Linked DNA regions of Homo sapiens: region 2 is linked to region 1. The links are chromatin loops, found by intact Hi-C in ENCODE. Cell type or tissue: CD4-positive, alpha-beta T cell. All regions are shown on one strand. Links, peaks and the distances in the headings refer to the core of each region. The heading gives the core; the rest is flanking DNA.

Region 1 (10,159 bases), core at 903-8,902:
AGAAGCAACCTTTCCTCGAGTAGGTGAATGGATGAACTGTGTTATATGCAGCCAGTGGAATGTTATTCAGTACTAAAAAGTAACAGTCTATCATGCCATAAAAAGCTATGGAGGAAACTTAATGCATATTACTAAGTGAAGGAGGCCAACCTGAAAAGGCCACATACTGTATGATTCCAACTGTGTGACATCTTGGAAAAGGCAAAACTGTGGAGACAGTAGTAAAAAGACCAGTGGTTGCCAAGGGTTAGGGAAGGAAGGGATGAATAGGTGGAGCACAGACAATTTTTAATTCAGTGGAACTATTCTGTATGGGCACTACCGTGGCACATGCTTGTCATTCATACATTGGTCAAAACCCATGTGCACTACAGTGGCACGTGCTTGTCATTCATACATTAGTCAAAACCCATGGGCATTACAGTGGCACATGCTTGTCATTCATACATTGGTCAAAACCCATGAGTACTACAGTGGCACGTGCTTGTCATTCATACATTAGTCAAAACCCATGGGCATTACAGTGGCACGTGCTTGTCATTCATACATTGGTCAAAACCCATGAGTACTACAGTGGCACATGCTTGTCATTCATACATTGGTCAAAACCCAAGGGCACTACAGTGGCACATGCTTGTCATTCATACATTGGTCAAAACTCACGGGCACTACAGTGGCACATGCTTGTCATTCATACATTGGTCAGAACCCATGGGCACTACAGTGGCACATGCTTGTCATTCATACATTGGTCAGAACCCATGGGCACTACAGTGGCACATGCTTGTCATTCATACATTGGTCAGAACCCATGGGCACTACAGTGGCACATGCTTGTCATTCATACGTTGGTCAGAACCCATGGGCACTACAGTGGCACATGCTTGTCATTCATACGTTGGTCAGAACCCATGGAATGTACAACACCAAGAGTGAACCCTAATGTATACTGTGGACCTTGGGTCATAATGATATGTCAGTGTAGGTTTGTTGATTTTTAACAAATGTATTGCTCTGGTGTGGGATGTTGATAATAGGGGAGGCTGTGCATGTGCATTTGTGGGGCCAGGGAGTATGTGGGAGCTCTGTATTTTCCACTCAATTTTGCTGTGAACTTAAAATTGCTCTAAAAAATAAAGTTTACTAATCATAATTTTAAAAAAGTAATTCTCCCCAGCACTTTGCGAGGCCTAGGTGGGCGGATCACCTGAGGTCAGGAGTTCAAGACCAGCCTGGCCAACATGGCGAAACCCCATCTCTACTAAAAATACAAAAATTACCCAGCTGTGGTGGCGCACGCCTGTAATCCTAGCTACAACGGGAGGCTGATGCAGGAGAATCACTTGAACCTGGGAGGTGGAGGTTGCAGTGAGCCGAAATCACACCATTGCACTCCAGCCTGGGTGACAAGAGCGAAACTCCGCCTCAAAAAATAAAAAACAAAAATAAAAAACTACAAAATATAATTGCGTATTTTTCTGATTTGAGTGTAGAAGGACTTCTGATCACAAAAGCAATGATAAAGGAATACATAGCTAGATTTCAGTAAAATTGTATTTAGTGTTTATTAAGAGGCAAAGAGAAAAGCATTGTATGGATAAACCTAATATAAAAATTAATATATAAATGGGAAAATGGTATGAATAGACAATGAAAAATAATTTAAAAGTGCTAATACACTTTGGGGAAAAGTAATAATATTTGATGCAAATATTTGAAAACATTTTATGCAGTATACTGATAAAAAACCTGAACCTACCACCAGAAGTAAAAATCGAACCTATTTGGTGTTTTGAATTTTCACACTGTGCTCCTCCATCTCTCTTCCCTGCACCCTCAACTGTTCTTGTTAACTATTGTGTTTATCGTTTCCTTAAAGCAGTTTTCACAAATATGTATATATCACCAAGCAACTTCTTGTTTAATTTTGCTTATTCTTAAGTTTTTTTCTGACGTGTTTTCTCCTTTATTCTCCCTTTTGCCCTCACCCCAGTTTGTGTAGAAGTAGTGTGGATATAAAGTGACACTTCTGTAGACTGAGGAGATTGCAGTACATCTGGATTTGTTGGGATAGAGAATATCAGTATCACCTAGGGGCTTATTAAAGTTACTCAGAAGTTTTTGCTACTTTTTATTTTTTTTTTTAACTACAGGCTTCTTGAGAATCATGGTCTACTTTTACCAAAAGGAGCCTGTAATATTCCTCAAATGTGTTGGAGCAGAACAAAGATTGAAGACTGTATTAATGATCTCTACAAAGAGTCTTCTGTTCTTTCTTTTTGATGTCTCAATCTTTGATAAAACATAAATGAAGGTTCACTCTGGGCTCTTGTTATTTACATAACAGCTGAAAAAAAGTGAATTTAATAATTTTATATTGAAGGTTTAGTATGTTCAAAATTGCTAGGCACCTTGAAAAACATGAGTTATAAAAATGAATAAGACGTATCTTAGTTGAATTAAAACAATTCTTTTGAGGAATTTTGTACAAAATACTTTTGTACAAAAGCAATACATTTGTAAGAGATGTATAAACAAATTGATATTAGAATACAGAGGACAATTGAGTTTTATTTGGTTTGATTCCAGGAGAAAAGCCTGGTCAGGGAAAATTGCATTAAAGTAGATCCTAGAAAGGATAGGGAAATTTTTAATAATTGGTAAGGGGCAGGGGAGAACATTCCAGGGAGAGAGAACTGCATAAACAAAGAGATGGAGGTGTGAAGTTTGGGAGCATAATTGGGAACTGTGAGCAGTAATGCAATGTGCACTCAGATAAGGATGGACTGTAAGATTTGGTTTGGCCATATCAACAAGGACCTTAAGTAATCAGCTCTCTGTACCCAGGATTCTAAGACTTTCTTTTTATTGATGAACACTCAAATTGCTGTTCTTTTCTTATATCTAGTCACATCACTAGTCATGTACTGGATGAGAGAAGGATTTTTGTCCGTTTTGCTTATTGCTATATCCCTAGAGCATAGAAGAGCACCTGGTGTGTAACACGCATATATGAATTATATGTTAAATGAGTGAATGAATTTAGATTTCATAAGAAAGGATAATTTATGGTTGCACTTTAAAGAGATCTTGCCTCCATGGGTCAAGTTGTTTTTGGTACCTTTGTAATATGCCTCAAACTTCATTGTATTTCTCTCACTTGGATTTGTCTTTCCCTGGCATTTTTTGCAATGTTCTACGTGGGCTCTTATAACTAATGATCATCCTCCTTATAGTGTACCTGTATTACAAGGTATGTTTATTTTCTGTGACTTGATTCAGGTAGTTCTCAAAATCTTTGATTTTTAACTTCACACCTGTTTTTCTGAGATGTAGCATTGCTTCATTCTTTAATCTTGATTTTAATCATTTCTGGGAATCTGTGACATCACTTTTAGAGTTTCTGCTACTTAGTCCCCACTACATTCTTCTGGTTATGTTATATAAATAGTTACATTTACTATTTATTATGGTATTATTTTAAAATGTTAGCTTTGCTGTTAAATTTAACATTTTACATTTTACAGCTTTGCTGTATTTTTTATAGTTCTGAGCAAATTATTCATATTCTTACATATCATGAATTGTGAAAAAAAATTTACAAGTTGACTTGTTACCTATACCTATATGTATTATTCTTCAGTGTTTGCTCTAGAAATTATAATATGCATCCTTAATTTACAATAGCCTCCCTTGAATTAATATACTACTACTTGCGTAAAATATAGGAAATTTATAATAATATATTTCTGCTTACTCCCACTTCCCTTCCTTTGTGCTTTGGTTGTTATATATTTTATTTCTACGTGTGTTATAAGCCTAATGACATCTATCAATTATTTTTATCTTTGCTTTAAACTGCCAATTATCTTTTAAAGAAATTAAGAAAGGGAAAAATTGGCTTTTACATTTTCCTACATATTTACCATTTTGCAGAGTTCCTCATCTCTTTCTGCTGAAATTTTACCTCAGCGAGAAGTAGTGTCTCCCTTGTCTGAATTTTTATAGCACATATTGTGGACCATTTATATGTCATATATGACCTTACAGTTAGTTCCATGTATATGTCAAATTTCCTCTGCCAGTTTTAGATTATTTTCTTGGCAAGGGTCGCCGTTTATACAGTTTTAACTACTTCATTGTGTCTAGCACAGTGCCTTAGATAAAGTGGACACCTGTATATATTTTTAACTATGTAAGAATGAGTGAAACTTTGTTCATTTATCTGAGTATTTATATAATCTCACAGGATTGAGTTGTATTATTACAGTTCACCATTAGATGTCACTTTCTGACATATGTTAAATCCTTACCAATGAATTCCTTCCATTAAGGCATATTGGATTCTGAAAGTTGGTGCTCCAACACAAGTGCACTTAAACAGATAAATTTTTGTACATTTAAAAGTGATTACTGTCTAAAATGGAAGTGTTCCTAAGTTATAATTTTTATATTTTCATTATGTATAAATTTATACAGAACTAACTGATTTTCCTAAAGTTTTCTTTAGAACTTGAATACTGGTATTGTTTTTGAATTATTTGCTCTGTGGAGCAGCTTGGAACTATTAGAAGTAATAGTGTGAGAATATTCAGGAATACCTTTAAACATGTTCAAAATGTATTCTGATGGTGGTGTAATTCTGAAAGACATCTTATTTTAGGAGCCTGACTGACCCAGTTTTCTCAGGTTTTGATAGCAACTATATAGTTTATTTGTGTTTGCCTGAGAAAGGAGGGGAACTGAGTAGGCTGTGAAGAAACACAGAGGTAGAGAAAAAGGAGATTCCTGTGGCTGTCTTGGCCAGTCATGGAACACAGCAAAGTGCTTCCCTCCCTCATTCTCTAAACTTAAAAGATAGGAAAGGGCAGGTCAAGGAGATTTCAGCAATCTCAGAAGGCTTAATGTTCACTGTATATTTAAGAACCTAGATTTTAAACTCAGCATGATAACATGTATGATCTAGAGAGATGTTTCAGTGCGTCCCCAATGCTAGGATTCATGACAAACGCTTACCAGATTCCTACAAGCACGTCTCTCCATGCTGAGTTAAGAGAATCCTCTCTGTGATACCACTGCTCTCCGGACATCCAGGGTTTAACCTCTTTTCTTTCCCCATCTTGCCAGGAGACAGCAGGAAAATTATTGGGAGGTGGGAGGTGTGGTGGCAGTTTTCTTCAATTCATCTGGAATACTAAAATTTGAGTAAAATAACAATGCTGTTTCCTAATAGTGTAATAAATACCCCCAAAACTTACACCTAATCCAAGAATGTTACCATTCTTCATAATTTGTGACCTTCTAGTGTTCTGTCCCTCAACCTTTCACATCTCATTCCAGGAGTAACTTTCTTATATTTAATGTTCATGGTTTGATTTAAAATAATATTGTTTTCATATATCTATGTATGTATATAAAATTTGATTTTTAAGCCATGATTATAATAAACTAAAGTGCCAATTAGAATATTTAAATTCCATTTTGTATTGATCAAATTACAAACAACGCGATGTCAACAAATGAAGTTTTATCTTGGAGTATTTCTGTGTTTTAGAATAAACTTAAATGCATTTTCTGAAAGTATATTGGTATGAAGTGACCACTTATCCTTCCTGGGATAACCTTTTTAACTTTTTGGCTTTTAGAATGTCATTCTTCATGATGTAATGAAATGAATGATACTTTATATGAAGTAACTGGTGATGTGGATGGTAGAAAAAAATAGAAAGTGGGCAATACTACATACTAAGTATAATCAATAGTTGAGAGGTCCTGATAATGTTACTCACTTATACTGATAATTCATTTTGTAATCTGTTTTTTTCCCTTATGTTTTTGTTTATTACTGCAGCTAAAGAAGTAAACAGGTCATGGCACGTTTAACAAAAAGACGACAGGCGGATACAAAAGCTATCCAGCATCTTTGGGCAGCCATTGAGATTATACGGAACCAGAAGCAGATTGCCAACATTGACCGTATTACAAAGTAAGTAAATTTAAACACAAATATCTCTGTAAAATGTCGTAGAAGACTTTGGGGGAAAGGCCAAAAAAAATTTTATCTGTTATGCTAATCAACATATATTACAAAGAACTGAAGACACTTTTTGCTTTGCAGGAGTATTATTAGAAAAACAAACACAGAAACATACACAAACAACTTGTGTTTAGAAGTTTCATAGAAAAATTAGATAAGGAAAATATCACTATATACTATTTATAATAGTTTTTTAGTTAACCAAATTTTTAACTCTATTTATTGATTTATTTATTTTGAGACGGAGTCTCATTCTGTTGCCCAGGCTGGAGTGTGGTGACCCGATCTCAGCTCATGGCAACCTCCGCTTCCCGGGTTCAAGTGATTCTCCAGCCTCAGCCTCCCAAGTAGCTGGGATTACAGGCACCCGCCACCACGCCCAGCTAATTTTTTGTATTTTTAGTAGAGAGAGGGTTTCACCATGTTGGCCAGGCTGATCTCAAACTCCTGACCTCGTGATTCGCCCGCCTTGGCGTCCCAAAGTGCTGGGATTTACAGGCGTGAGCCACTGCACCTGGCCAGAGATTCTTTTATTAAAAACACCTTTAGTGAATCACTTTTATGTAGCGAAGCTATCTAAAAACAGTCTACTGTTTATTACTAATTTTAACATAGGATAGGCATGGTATGTGTAGTAAGAAACATCTTACTACTTTATAGCCCACTAACAGAATTTTTAACAATTTCCTTCTGTATTTTAGAAATCATGTTAAATAAACATTCAGTTTTAAAGAAGAAAATTGTCCACCCCCATCCCCTAGTTTCTCATGCTATTTATATGGGTAGACAGATTCAGGATACCAAAAAAAAAAATCAAAGTACCTTATGAAGCTTCTATTTACATGTTGTATGCTAATTATAAGGGAGTCTTCAATTAGGAACTTGGTTTTGTTTTGTTTCTCTGGGTATTCTTAAAGATATAAAGCTAAATTTATCTTTTTTAAGTGTTTGGAATTTTAAAAATAATTTAGAGAAAATTTCTTGATACTTTTCACATTCTTTAGATGCTATGGGTAGAAATGGAGAATGGGAGTAATTTACAAAACTCACTTAAATAAATGCTTTTTTTGGCCTTTATTAATAAGTAATATATTGAGTTCCATGTATTTTTGTCCTTTCCCTGTATGCTGGTGAAGAAGATTACAAAGGCTACTTAACGATGGGCTCAGTGGCTCACGCCTGTAATCCCAGCACTTCAGCAGGCCAAGGCTGGTGGATCGCCTGAGCTCAGGAGTTTGAGACCAGCCTGGCCAACATGGTGAAACCCTGTCTCTGCCAAAGATACAAAAATTAGCCTGGTGTGGTGGTGCACACCTGTGGTCCCAACCACTCAGGAGGCTGAGGTGGGAGAATCACTTGAGCCTGGGAGGCAGAGGTTGCAGTGAGCCGAGGAAAGGCCACTGCACTCCAACCTGGGTAACAGTGAGACCCCTGTCTCACAACAAACCAACAAAGAAACCCAAAGGCTACTTAAGAGGGAAGAAAAAAGGAGATAGAGAAGGGGTGAGGATATATGTGGCTCCAATTCTGTACTCGCCTTTGTGGTATTTTAAAGCTATGTACAACTCCTTGCTCCTATAAGATAGTAGAAGAAAAAAAAGATAATACTATGTGAACAATAAGAATAAAATAAATAGTACATTATTTTAATTATTATGCTTTTAAATAAAGCACATAATTTGGGGTATGATAACTACATGCAAATGATGTTGATGTAAAACATTTTAAAAAAACTCAGAGTACAAAACAGTATTTTCTTATGGTTGAGATTTTTAAAAAACCATCCTTTACATAAAAATTGCTTAGAGAAGAATGTTTAAATAAAATAAGGTTTTCTTTGGATTCAGCTTTTTAAATTAAAATCATGTAAACATGACAGCCGTTTCAGTTTTTCAGATGACCTTTGTTCATCTGTAGCATGTTTCTCTAGAAGCTTTAGGGACATTTCTCTAAGCAGCTATCAGAATCTCCCAGTGTGAATGTTGCTGTTAGATTGTGACCACCTTCTAATCTGGGAGTAAGATAATTAACTCCCACAGTAATGGGTGGCAGATACCTGTTGGATTATTACAACACGTGTGTGTACATGTATACACATGTTAAACTGTAGTAAAAGACATGGAGATTAACAGGATTGCCTGCATCTCATTTTGCATTATGTATTATTGATAAGCATTCTTTTCTCTCCTTTCTTCATCAGCATAGCCTTAACTGATGCCAAGGCTTATTTTTCTTCATGTTGTAAGGTCCATAGTTTTACAATTAAATATGAATAAATTTATTTACCTACCAGATAGTCTTGGTTTTTATTAGTCTCATCTAAAGATGAAAAAGAAAAAGAAAGAATCAGAGGTTAAGTGCTTAAGACTGGGTCCCAAGTGTTTCCTCTTCCTCATCTCATCTGAGAGGTATGCCATGTTTATTTTTATTATGTAGCTCACATCAGAGCATCCTGTACTTCCTTCATAACATTAATCACATTTGTCATTGTTTCCCTGCTAGACAGCTCCAAGAAAGAACTGTCTAGAAAATTGCCTAACCCGGCCAGTGCCTTTGCTTCTTGGCTAATATTAATTTCCTTGTTTATTAAACTTGCCTAAGGTAAGTTAGGAAGTAGCATTGCATTATGGCAGGAAGTCAGATCTTTTGCTCTAAAGCCTAATACTCCTATTCTGTACTCTCGGTAGGTAAATACTTTTCAAGCCTTAGATTCATTTTCAATCAAGTCGCTCTGCTTAGTCAAGTCCGAACATAAAGATAATCTTTTAAACTTTGCAGATATCTTAAGGTACTGAAGGCTGTAGTAGGGTTACTGTCAAGAATGCATGTTAGTCATTAAGTTTCATTTCTTATTTTGACTGATGAGTGACGCCATTATAAAAAAAGCTACACGGTTTTTGTCAAGCATTAAAAGTTGTGGGCTTTGGGGTGACTGGCTCTTAGCCTGGTACACCCTAAACACTCTAGTTTACTTCTGTATAATGGTTTAGTTGTGCTTGCTTTTGTTCTTTTAATCTCTAGGTTTCTCTTCTTTTTTGTTGTTGGTTTTTTTTTTTTTTTGGAACTGATTGAAGAAACCTGGCCATTGGTTGTGATTTTTCCATAGTCCGGCTTTTGCTGATTGCATCCCTGTAGTCTAGTTTAACCTGTTGCTCAGTCCTTTTTATTTCATGGAGATTGATAGCTGCATCTGGTGGCTTGGGGGAGGGGGCAAGACTATTCCCTGGGAGTGGTATGTTCTACCATCAGGACACACATGATGTCAGTTGTTTCTCATTTTGTGATGTACATAGCAATTGACGCTAGATCCAGGAACTCATTAAGGACTGCCAAATGATAATCATCCAATCTATCTTTCCTTTTCTAACTGGACTGCTTCTATAAGGACATAGCTTCCCATCCTCTGCTATTTGGTTACCATGTGGTATGGTTCATATGGGAAAAGTAGAATAATTCATTCTCTTTATGTATTTAGCAGTTTTAAAAATAGGATCCTTTAATGGTAACCAATTAGATTTAAAAACAAATTGCCCTTTGGAATTCATGCATTTAATTACATTTCATATATTTCAGTCCATTTTCGACATACCCCTTATTGATGCTATCTTTGACCAGTTGGAGCCTGTGCAGTGCTGGCTCCTGAACTACTTTCTGCTTGTTATGAACAAGATGTTTCAGGATCTTCTTGTACATATCCTGCCCCAGGCCTGGAACCATTGATTTCTCCCAGGTGCTCTGGTTTCTTTTAGTTTTAAAATGTATTTTAAGAGCACCTCCTGGCTACTCAGTGTTGCTACTGGTGGGTCTGTCTTTCTAGGCCTTTGGACAGAGTTATGAAATGCATATACTTTTAAAAGATAAAAACACCTCCTGAGTTCATGCTGATATTTTCCATTGAACTTTGTGGCTACTGGGTTTTATTTACTTAACTCTTCTATCTAAAATCTTTATCTACTTTCTGACATGGTGAGAATCATGGTTCTCAGGGACATCATCTGTGATAAAATTTTAGAATCTCGTGTAGTCAGTTATTTTATGCAACATTAAATACACAGCTATTAGAATAAGAAAATCTTAAATATTCTATATACCATGTATAGTTATGATTATGTTATTATTTTC
Region 2 (10,159 bases), core at 953-8,952, 350 kb after region 1:
GAAGATGCCCGTGCAGATGTTTCCAAAGCAATTCAGAGGAGATGGTCTAGACACACAGTTTAAGACAATCACAATTTCAAAAAAAAAAAAAAAAGAATCACATTTTCAAGGTCAGAAGATCAAGACCAAATCCAGGATATTCTGAAGGGTTCAACTTACATTTAAATTATCTCATGTATTTGTAGTTTGGATGGAACATGACATCCTTAAAGACAACCAAATCTAAAATACAGAAAAGCATTCTTAAATGCATCACAGCCCTTAAAACCCACAGCATATCTCTTTTGTTTAAATGTACTTAATTTTATCACATTTTCATTTTATAATTTCAAAATTTCTAAAGCTCCTAACGCCTCAAACCGAGATAGAATTTGACTTCAGCAATTTCCAAGTCACAAGCAGGTTGTATGTCCACAGCTATTCGGAATGTGGTTTCTGATAGAAGCTTTTATGAACACACATGAAATCCCTCTGGATTGCAAAGGCTGAGACTCAGCGTATCTCAGAATGAAAATACATACATTTGTGATGGACAGCAGAACACAGTACAGATACTAATTAGTAAAACAACAGCAAAGTCTACGGCACTTCTCATACAGAACAAATACAAAGTGTTTGAGGAAAAGTCTTTCTAACTGTAAAAATTCGAGCTGATTGGAACAAAGAAGATTCTGAATATGATCTTGGCTGCTTTACAAGACTTCAGAATTTTCCTCATCTGCAAGTGAAAATGAACCTCCTGCTTGCCCACTGAGGACAGGGAGAGAACAGGGTAGGATAACAGGCCTTTGAATGCTTCGTAGGTGGAGAAAGGAAGACAGGCCAGCCCCGTACACCCATCAGCACACCCACACCAGCTGTGCAGGTGACTCAGCTAACCCTGCGATGGCCAGGCATCTCAATGAGACAGCCGGGCCTGAGTGACCTGCCAAGAGACATGATGGCCAAGCCTGGATGGAATCCCTGGAGGGTAGTCAACCCAGGGCCTCTCAGGTTTTGTCCCAGCAGGTCTGTGCCCAGGAATCTGCATTTCCAAGTAGCCCAGGTGAGCTGCTGCCCAGAGGCCCTCACCAGTCATGGCTCACACAGGCAGTGGAACCCCCGCACACCACCTCCTTCTGCAACGCCTGGCGTGGATTTTCCTTAATTGCCGATGCTGCGCTCCTCTGTGCCTACACTCACCATCGGTCCCAAGTTTACTGAACTTAGAATGAGAGAAGGGAATTACAAAGGAAAGCGTCCACCTGAAACAGGACCGACCGGGGCTCACATCAGCAGACACAGCAAATGCAGCACACCTGTGCACGGCTCACCACTCACAAAGCCCACAGCCGCGTGGTTTCCACTCTGAACGTCCAAGTGGCTGTGGGCAGGGAGATGCTGCACAGCTGTTTCTATGCTAAATACTTGAAGGTGTGAATTTTATTACATAAAATTTAGAAAAATGTGTGTTTAGCATATAAATGTGTGCATTTATTTATGTTAAATACATGAAAACATGTAATCCAGGTGTTTAGGTTCATACCACTGTAGAGACTAATTTCTATTCATACAGCTGCACAGCTGGGGCCCAGAACCAACACCCACCAGCTGTGTCACCGTATCCGCTGTTTTTCTGTCACACACCAGCCCTACCCCACCAAAAAAAAAAAAAAAAATCCGTGGCATTTAATAAAAAATTCTTTTATGTTAGTTTTACATTACTAGAGACGACCTTGTGGTCCTCTTTGAAGAGATGGCAGCACGTGAAGGATCTCAAATACACATATGTTCTGGGTCTCCTGATCTAAGGACTCGTCCACACTGGTGGCTTTAACTGCGCCTATGTGGAAACTTCCGGAAGGCATTTGTGTCATGTCTAAGAGCAAACTGGCATTCATGCCTCAGCACTGTGTGCCTCTTCTTTCCTCCGTCCCGCCAGCACCATCTTCTCCCAGGGAACTGGTGCCGTGCTCTGAGGCTCTGTCCTGCCAGTCCCCGGCAGAGTCCCTGGTGCCATCATGGATAACCAGCCCTCCGCCTGTCCAGGTGCATCAGGCAGCAAGCAACTCATCCAAGTCTGTTTAGAAACCACACACTTGCGACACCTATAGGCCTCAGTAGGTGGAGGCGGACAGGGTAAGGGCAGCCGTCCTGGGGGACAGCTGTCTGCAGTGAGCCACCACACATTCAGTGAGGCTGTCTGGCTCCTCACCTCTACCCAGCCTCCACCCATCGCATCTGGCCTGGATTCTCCGACGCCTGCACAGCCTTCACCCGGTTCATAACTCAGCTCACAAAGGCCCCGTACCGTGCGAAGTGCGGCAGTGGGTGCATCTGCAGCTGTTTATCATCTCTGCATCTAGCTCCTCTCCCTCACAAAACAGCACCTCTGAAGTCATGGCCTGGCCTCCCGACCCTCCCCGCTTCTGGGCTTCTTGGCATGTTGTTCTGCTCCACACACCTCAGCAAATATTGCTGATTAGCTAAAATCACCCAGAAATGCCTTAACCTTGACTTCAGCCGCTGCTTTTGTAATTTTTAATATTTGTACTTATGGTGTGATTTGGGGAACAACAAATTTTAAAATTAGAGCAAAAAGATGTGGTGTTTATTCCCTCATTTCTACTTGCAACCTTGAAAATTCAAGTAGCAGCAAGAGTTTGTTGAAAGTAACTTCCACCAAATGGAACCGATTACAAATGTACTACAGAGTGTCAAATAACCAGAGATGTAAATACAGATGCAGACACAGATATAAAATCCAGTGGTTACACCAGATTGAGAAATGCTTGCCAGTTTGTAGGACTTCTAAAACTTGACATAAATGTTGGCTAAGGGATACAAGATGTTATGAGATGAGTGAGATGGTTGGCCTAGAACCACAGGCTCTCTCCTCTGTACAACAGAAAATCCATAAGAAAGTCAAATGTGAAAGAACCAGGTACCGCTGAATGGCATAATCAGCCATCCTTCCCGTCCCTGGGCCAGCTGCGGTGAGTGCAGCCAGTTGTTCACCAACATCCATCGTCCATCCTCCAGGCCACGGCTACACTTTACTCCCAGCTCCACGTAATTATGTAGATTAGGTAAATGATGGCCACTCTCACCCTAAGCCTCCCCCGCCAGCATGGCAATCACCCAGCCCCAACCACAGCAAGGACAGTCGTGTCCTTGGGAATGTAGGGCAGGTGTCTGGAAGGAACCTGGATCCCTGAATACCTCATGGAGCAGTCACCAGCCTGGAACATCCCCCCTGAAGGGTTTGCGAGAGAGAAAACCTCCTTGGTTCCTCAAGCTACAATACTGCAGAGTCCCTGGTCACAGCATCCTTACCTACCCTAGTCAGGAGCCATTCATGCCTTTCACCAAGACATAAAAACAAAAACGCAGTGGCACCGTCACGCACACCCAGAACATAGACTGCCTGCTGCCCACCCAGAATGCAGACCGCCCACAGCTCCCCCAGAAAGCAGACCGCCCGCTGCCCACCCAGAACGCAGACCGCCCGCAGCTCCCCCAGAACGCAGACCGCCCACTGCTCCCCCAGAACGCAGACCGCCCGCTGCTCCCCCAGAACGCAGACCACTTGCTACTCACATTCATCTTATTAACACCAAAAAGCCATAGTGGTGGATATCCCGGATGTGGACACTTAGTGGCTTTTTGCTGGAGATGCGCTTTGTGCACTTATCACACAACCATCTTGGACTCAGGAGGCGCTGTGCAGATGGCAGCTGTGCACGTCACAGTGAGTCTCACTCGCTGGACTCTCTGCCGACTCCCAGCATCAGCACCTGTAGGGTCCTCTCCTCCGGGAGCACGTGCTTGGATACCACAGTATCCTGTGGATCCATACAACGGTGCAGTGTGCCCCAGGAGCTTGCAAAGTACCACTGCATCAGTGCTTCCACAGGTGAGGCCGGGGGCAGAAGCCAACCTCAAGCAGTTACCATCCTCCGTGGGGCTGGCGTCCAGGCAGGAAGGCGACTCAGCAGCTCTCCTCTCACTGTGGAACTTCCTAGGTCCCCACATGAACAGAACCTAAATAACACGCAAGAAACAACAGGAACGAGAACACTACCAGCAGCTTCTGAGATGGGCAAGCTGAGCTGATCATGAGACACCTGACGGGGATGGTGCCAGAACCCCTCCCAGTGACCTGTGAGGACGGCGCTGCCGGCATCTCCCTAGAACCTGCCCAAGTCGAGTTAGACTCGAGGCTCCCAGGAGTGGGGCAGATCCGTTCAATCCCACAATCTGAACATTCTTCTAGGCCATCTCATGGCCCCCATCTCATAGATGGGAACTGGGACACTGCACCATAGACCCGGTCTTCCTCTATACCACACACCAGTACAGTGAGCACTTATGGACTGGGTATTCACGTAAAATACTGCTTAACTAAAACTTCTGATTTAGAAAATGTTTAATTCCTACTCACAGAGCTGAAAGTGCTCTGTCCTAGAAGGCAGCGGCTGTAATTAAGCTTGAGAGAGGAAGAAGGGATCAGAGTGGTGCCAAGTATTTAAATATTCAACTAAATCTATTCACCACGTTGCCATGCTCCTGTCACCTGCTTCGTTTTCCGTCCTTAAAAGACACAAAAGTTAGTTCTCAAAATAGACAACCTATTTTACTGTTGCTTAGCCATAAAGTAGTGAGCTATGTATCCAAAAGGGAGATATGGGAAAACAGAAAAGACAGGAGACAGATCCTAAACACCGTAAAACAGAAAACATCCACAAACGATCAGGGTGGGAGGGCAGCTGCAGCAGCACCTGGCTCCGTTGCATCTTTGTGAGCCAGCCACATGGGCTGGATAGCTCACTTAGCCACTGAAATTACATCATCTAAGATTTTTGTTGCAGTTACTTTGATAAATTCTCCCCTCCTGCTATGGAAAGGTTTAGCTTGCTTTTATTTTTTTAGGTGGAGTCTCACTCTGTCACCCAGGCCGGAGTGCAGTATTGCGATCATGGCTCATCGCGGCCTTGACTTTCTGGCTCAAGCAATCCTCCTGCCTCAGCCTCCCAAAGAAGCTGGGACCAACAGGCAAGTTTCATTTCTTTGCTAACAAATTCCTAATTCGCCACCACGTGGCGGGCCCATCAGGCCATCTGCCTGGACGTCCACCTTGCCGACCGGCTGTGTGGTCTCTAAGGTGGATGCACTCCGGTTGCCCGAGCTCTGCACACGATGCCGAGTCTCCACGCCTGCCGCCGTCTAAGTGACTGACAGCCCGGAGCATCCCGGACATGCCACCGTGAGCCGGGCTTTATTCCACAGGGCGACTTTGCTTCCCGTGAGGAGATGCAGCACGTGAGCACAGATCAAAGGGTGTCAGCAACTAACACATTTCCCAGATATTAAGCAGAGGACCAAGGGTTTTGTTCCTTATTTGCTATGGGCTTGATTCAAAACAGCTTTCTGGACTCCTGGGGACAAACATCTCTAACTGATGAGAATTCTGGCTTTATTAATGGAAGAATCACCTAATGCCCATTTTGTAACTGCTGTTCTTATCAGAACTTGAGGCCAAAGAAAGGGAAAAATAAAAGGGGGGCCAAGGTCGTGACACCCCAGTTTGTACAAGGCCAACCAGCCTGCTTGAGGGGGTGAGAGGAGTAGGGTTTTTAAACTGCTGACTTTTAAAAACATGGCTGTAGGCTGGTGCAGTGGCTCAAGCCTGTAAGCCCAGCACTTTGGGAGGCTGAGGTGGGAGGGTTGCTTGAGGCCAGGAGTTCAAGATTAGCCTGGGCAATACAGCAAGACCCTATCTCTTAAAAAAAAAAAAAAAAAAAAAGACTGTTACTAACATAGTAATGAAAAGGTTGATTAATACAATAAATTACTATGTCAACATGGCACCCCCTGCTGTCAGACGAGATGGACTCTCTGTGGCTACAATGAGGCCCAGAGAGAAATGCAAGCGGCATCACAGGGAGGAAGGTTGGCCCCAAAGCCCCACGGCACTAACTCCTGTACAGTTTGTTAACCAGCATGAAGTCTCCTCCACAGTCAGACAGCAGCCTGGTTTAGAGGAACGCTGCCCACGGGACCTTGGCAGACTCCCGATGCCGGCCGACCAGACACCCCACCCTGGGACCCTGCAGGCAGCCCCGACTGGACAGAAGGGCGTCGTGAGCATCCTTTCCCGCCAAAAGCTGCAGACCCTGAGCCAGTCTCGGCTGTTGACAGAGGCTGCACATAAACGTCTGCGCCCAACAGCTCATCTTTGGTCGTGACGCGCTGAGTCCACCTCATTTCAAATGTTACGCTCGCCCCAAGGTGAACACAGATGTTACAGGTTAACTCACTGCGTGTGTGCTGTGACTTTCCCCGTAAACATTCAGACATTCCACAATCCCGATGAGCACACACAGCGAACAAACCCCACTTTCCCTGTAAACGTTCAGACATTCCACGAACCTGATGAACACACACAGCGAACAAACTCCCGTGTGTTTAAATGCCGCGGTCTCCTCCCCTCCTGAGGGGCGTGTGCTTACAGTTCCCCCGAGACCACATTTCCCAAAGTAGACTGTTACTCTGAAAATAAAACCTTTTTCCTTCCTCTGTACATCTCATGGTCATGTTGTTAACAACTATTGCTACAAATGCAAAGAATCGAGGTATCATACGTGCCGTTCACCGAATTCCTAACACCAAAGGTTCAGGGCCCCCCAGTCTGACGGAAGCGTCTATCGCCCTAAAGCCAACTCTGGAGGTAAAGGCCGAGCTCGGGAAAGGCGGTGTCACCGGCAAACCCACACCATAGGGCCCTCTACAGTTGTGTGTAAGGAATTCTTGGCCTGTCCTGGGGTGTGGGGAAATCAGGATGCAAGCAGATATCATACGCTCTGCCGCGGGACCATGAAGTCTGTGGAACCTCAGAGGAACACGGACAAACAGCTGCCTCGACGGGTGCCCGTGTCAAGAACACAGACACGCTGGGAGGAGCAGCCAATGCAGGCAACGCTTGCAACTCCAGCACGCGGCAGCTTCCAGCTCCAGCACAACTACCATATTCTGTGGCAAAATTTTTAAAATAAGTTTTAACTAGTTATAACTCTAACTTTGTTTTATAGATAAACAGAGAACACAGGGTACCAACCGGCTCCAAAATACTTCGCCCAGAACCAAGTCTAGAATGCAGATGGCTGCTGTTCCAAGTATGACGAGTCCCCTTTAGTGCCATAAATCCTAGAAGTGACTGAGTGCTCCCTCCTAAACCAGAAAGCACCCTCTGTCCCCAGGCCAGTCCATCAGCCCCGGCAGAAGCTTCTAGAGTAAGAGCCTGTGGATTTGTATTGCATGGATGTAAACCCACCAAAGTCACAGGGGCTCATCCTGGAAGCCCATCCAGTTACCCACTCATGTCCCGGAAAGCCCTGCCCCCACCTCCACCCCCGCAGTCATGCTGAACCAGAACTGGCTTCTAAGGCCCTTAAGCCACTCCCTCTCTCCCCTGGACAGACCCTTCTCAAACCATGAGGCCCAGGGTAGCCTTAACAGGTGGTCCCAGCAAAACTGGCCGCTGCATTTTCTTGCTGGCAAATGAGTCAACATCTACCTTAGAGCAACCAAAACAGCATGTTTTTCCACTGAGAAGACCTCGTTTCTGTCCATTTAGAATTGGTATTTTGTGTGGGTGTGTGAGAGAGTATGGGTGTGAGAGAGTATGGGTGAGAGAGAGAGTATGGGTGTGAGAGAGAGTATGGGTGTGAGAGAGAGTATGGGTGTGAGAGAGAGTATGGGTGTGAGAGAGAGTATGGGTGTGAGAGAGAGTATGGGTGTGAGAGAGAGTATGGGTGTGAGAGAGTATGGGTGTGAGAGAGAGTATGGGTGTGAGAGAGAGTATGGGTGTGAGAGAGAGTATGGGTGTGTGAGAGAGTATGGGTGTGTGAGAGAGTATGGGTGTGTGGTGGCGGGGGTCCTTGTTCTGTCGCTCAGGCACAGTGCACCACAAGTACAGAGGTGCTATCACGGTTCAACTGCAGCCTCAACCTCCCAGGCTTGGGTGATCCTCCAGCCTCAGCCTCCCGAGTAGCTGGGACCGCACGTGCACACCACCACTCCTACTTAATTTTTTGTAGCATCAGGGTCTTTAGGTGCTGGGATTACAGGTGTGAGCCACTATGCCCAGCCTGGAATTGATATTTCTTAAACTATTACTGAGTTTCCCACATAAACCCCACTTACATAGATCCCAGCACACTCTCACAGCTCGAGGGTTTTCCTGAATCTCAATTCTGTCCATTCAAGGTCAGTATCTAAGAAAGTGTCAGAACTGACCCTCCCTCGACGAAGCCTAAGGTCAAATGCAGCAGCATCTCCGGTATGAGGAGAGAAAGAAAGAAGGGTGGAAAACACATTGAAATTCCCGTGTTAGAATCATCACCACCAACACTTTACGAGGCAATCTGCTTTCCAGAACATCTAGCTGCCGGATTAACTTCACAGCCACCAGATTCCACAGGCAGGTGCTCAGGGGGACACAGCTTTCTCAAGGCCGCACAGCCCGGGCACCATAACAGCCTCGGGGCAAACTAAACAAAGGCTTGTTTCTCTCAAGGACAAAGGTGCTCAAATCCTTCCAAATAGTTTATTCTTCTAAATAGGTTAGATGGCCTCCTACAACAGTTTAGAGTGCCAGTGTGTTCAGGAGTGTGAAGGGAAAACATCTCAGGACCCCAAAATTACTAAGCTAAAGGGAAAAGGTAGGGAACAGCTTAGGCAAACCTGCCTCCCCATGCTCTTCCTAACAGAGATACCTACCAAAAAAAAAAAAAAGCCACGTACCTCCCTCACAACTAGTCCACAGGGAAATTTCTCATGGACAGAGAACAGAACTCAAAGTCACCCCCTGCACACGGAGATAAATGCGTATCTGCTTAGTGACGGGCACCTACTCAACCCTCCTGAGGCCGTGTCACAGATGTGTCCTCAACCCTCCTGAGGCCGTCTTGAACCGTGGGAAAATGAACTTTCTAAATGGGCTGAGAACTGTCTCAGAGACACTTCTGGTTTACAGGAAGCATTCTCTCCTGCAGGTATAATAATGAAATCACATGGAATTATAAAATGCCACTTTAGTAAAGGCTGAAGGAATTAGGGTTTGACATGCTTTAAAAAAAAAAAAAGAGGAACGTTCTATTTATCAATGGACCATGAAGCCCACGCCCCCTTCTGCAGTGACGATGGTCAACTGGGACGAGGAGCCCCTCCTGCGGATGCAGCAGAGGCCGCCCCCTGACCCCACTTCCCAGAGTCCATGCTTCTGCTGCTCAGGTAACAGCAACCCTAGCTTCACAGGGCTCAGGCCTCCAAACACAACTCCCACCCATGCTGGAGAATCACCCCGGGGACGTGCGAAACGGGGAGGTGCAACTCTCACTTCATCCCCTTAAAGGGGAAAAGGCGCCTTCCCACTCCTCTTCCTGCTGGTGGGGACAGAGGCAGGAGCCAGATGGTCAGGAGTTGGGCGGCAGGAGGGAAGCAGCCTGGGTCCCTGCTAGTCACAGATGGCAAATGCCAACCAGCCCCGACCTTCATCTTATAGTGAAGAAATCCTTCTCTTTTTGTCAGGTCCCTGTTAGAAAGAAGTTAGCGCACATTCCTTTAAAAAAAGATACAACATCGGTGTTTTGCTGATTGACAATATTTCAATTATCTGGGGGCCTTGGGTCAAATGACGCCAACACAGGAAACTGAACCCTGTTATTCAGGAAACTACCTTCCAGCCCCATCTACCCTCCCAGGCTGTCATCTTACAGTGTTTGTCTGCTGGATGATTATTATTTTTTTTTTTTTTTTGAGACGGAGTCTCGCTCTGTCGCCCAGGCCGGACTGCGGACTGCAGTGGCGCAATCTCGGCTCACTGCAAGCTCCGCTTCCCGGGTTCACGCCATTCTCCTGCCTCAGCCTCCCGAGTAGCTGGGACTACAGGCGCCTGCCACCGCGCCCGGCTAATTTTTTGTATTTTTAGTAGAGACGGGGTTTCACCTTGTTAGCCAGGATGGTCTCGATCTCCTGACCTCATGATCCACCCGCCTCGGCCTCCCAAAGTGCTGGGATTACAGGCGTGAGCCACCGCGCCCGGCCTGGATGATTATTTTTAACAATAGGTACTCTTAAGAGCTCGGTGTACACAACAGACAAGAAGTCAGCCTGGGTT

What was found. Hi-C counts contacts between places; a loop is a spot of excess contacts. Peaks named below come from ENCODE experiments on the same cell type or tissue, not always from the same donor. Only the 100,000 strongest peaks of a DNase experiment are listed, where the experiment ranks them.
Region 2: a loop joins it to region 1, with 13 times the contacts of the local background. A loop is called at or near these places in 1 of 110 quality-filtered maps.

Annotation. Positions count from the first base shown.
Region 1 is chr10:174,143-184,301 of GRCh38, forward strand. ZMYND11 (zinc finger MYND-type containing 11) reads left to right here. Exons shown (of 15, transcript NM_001370100.5): 2 at 5,852-5,986. The coding sequence starts at 5,871. Among named protein-coding and RNA genes, the nearest start is that of ZMYND11, 44 kb to the left of the region's middle. In CD4-positive, alpha-beta T cell, for the core only: a CTCF peak has its summit at 4,295; no DNase peak of the experiment used is centred there.
Region 2 is chr10:524,890-535,048 of GRCh38, forward strand. All of the region lies in intron 1 of DIP2C (disco interacting protein 2 homolog C), which reads right to left. Among named protein-coding and RNA genes, the nearest start is that of DIP2C-AS2, 99 kb to the right of the region's middle. RefSeq lists an enhancer at 8,297-8,798. In CD4-positive, alpha-beta T cell, for the core only: no CTCF peak of the experiment used is centred there; a DNase peak (open chromatin) is centred at 5,872.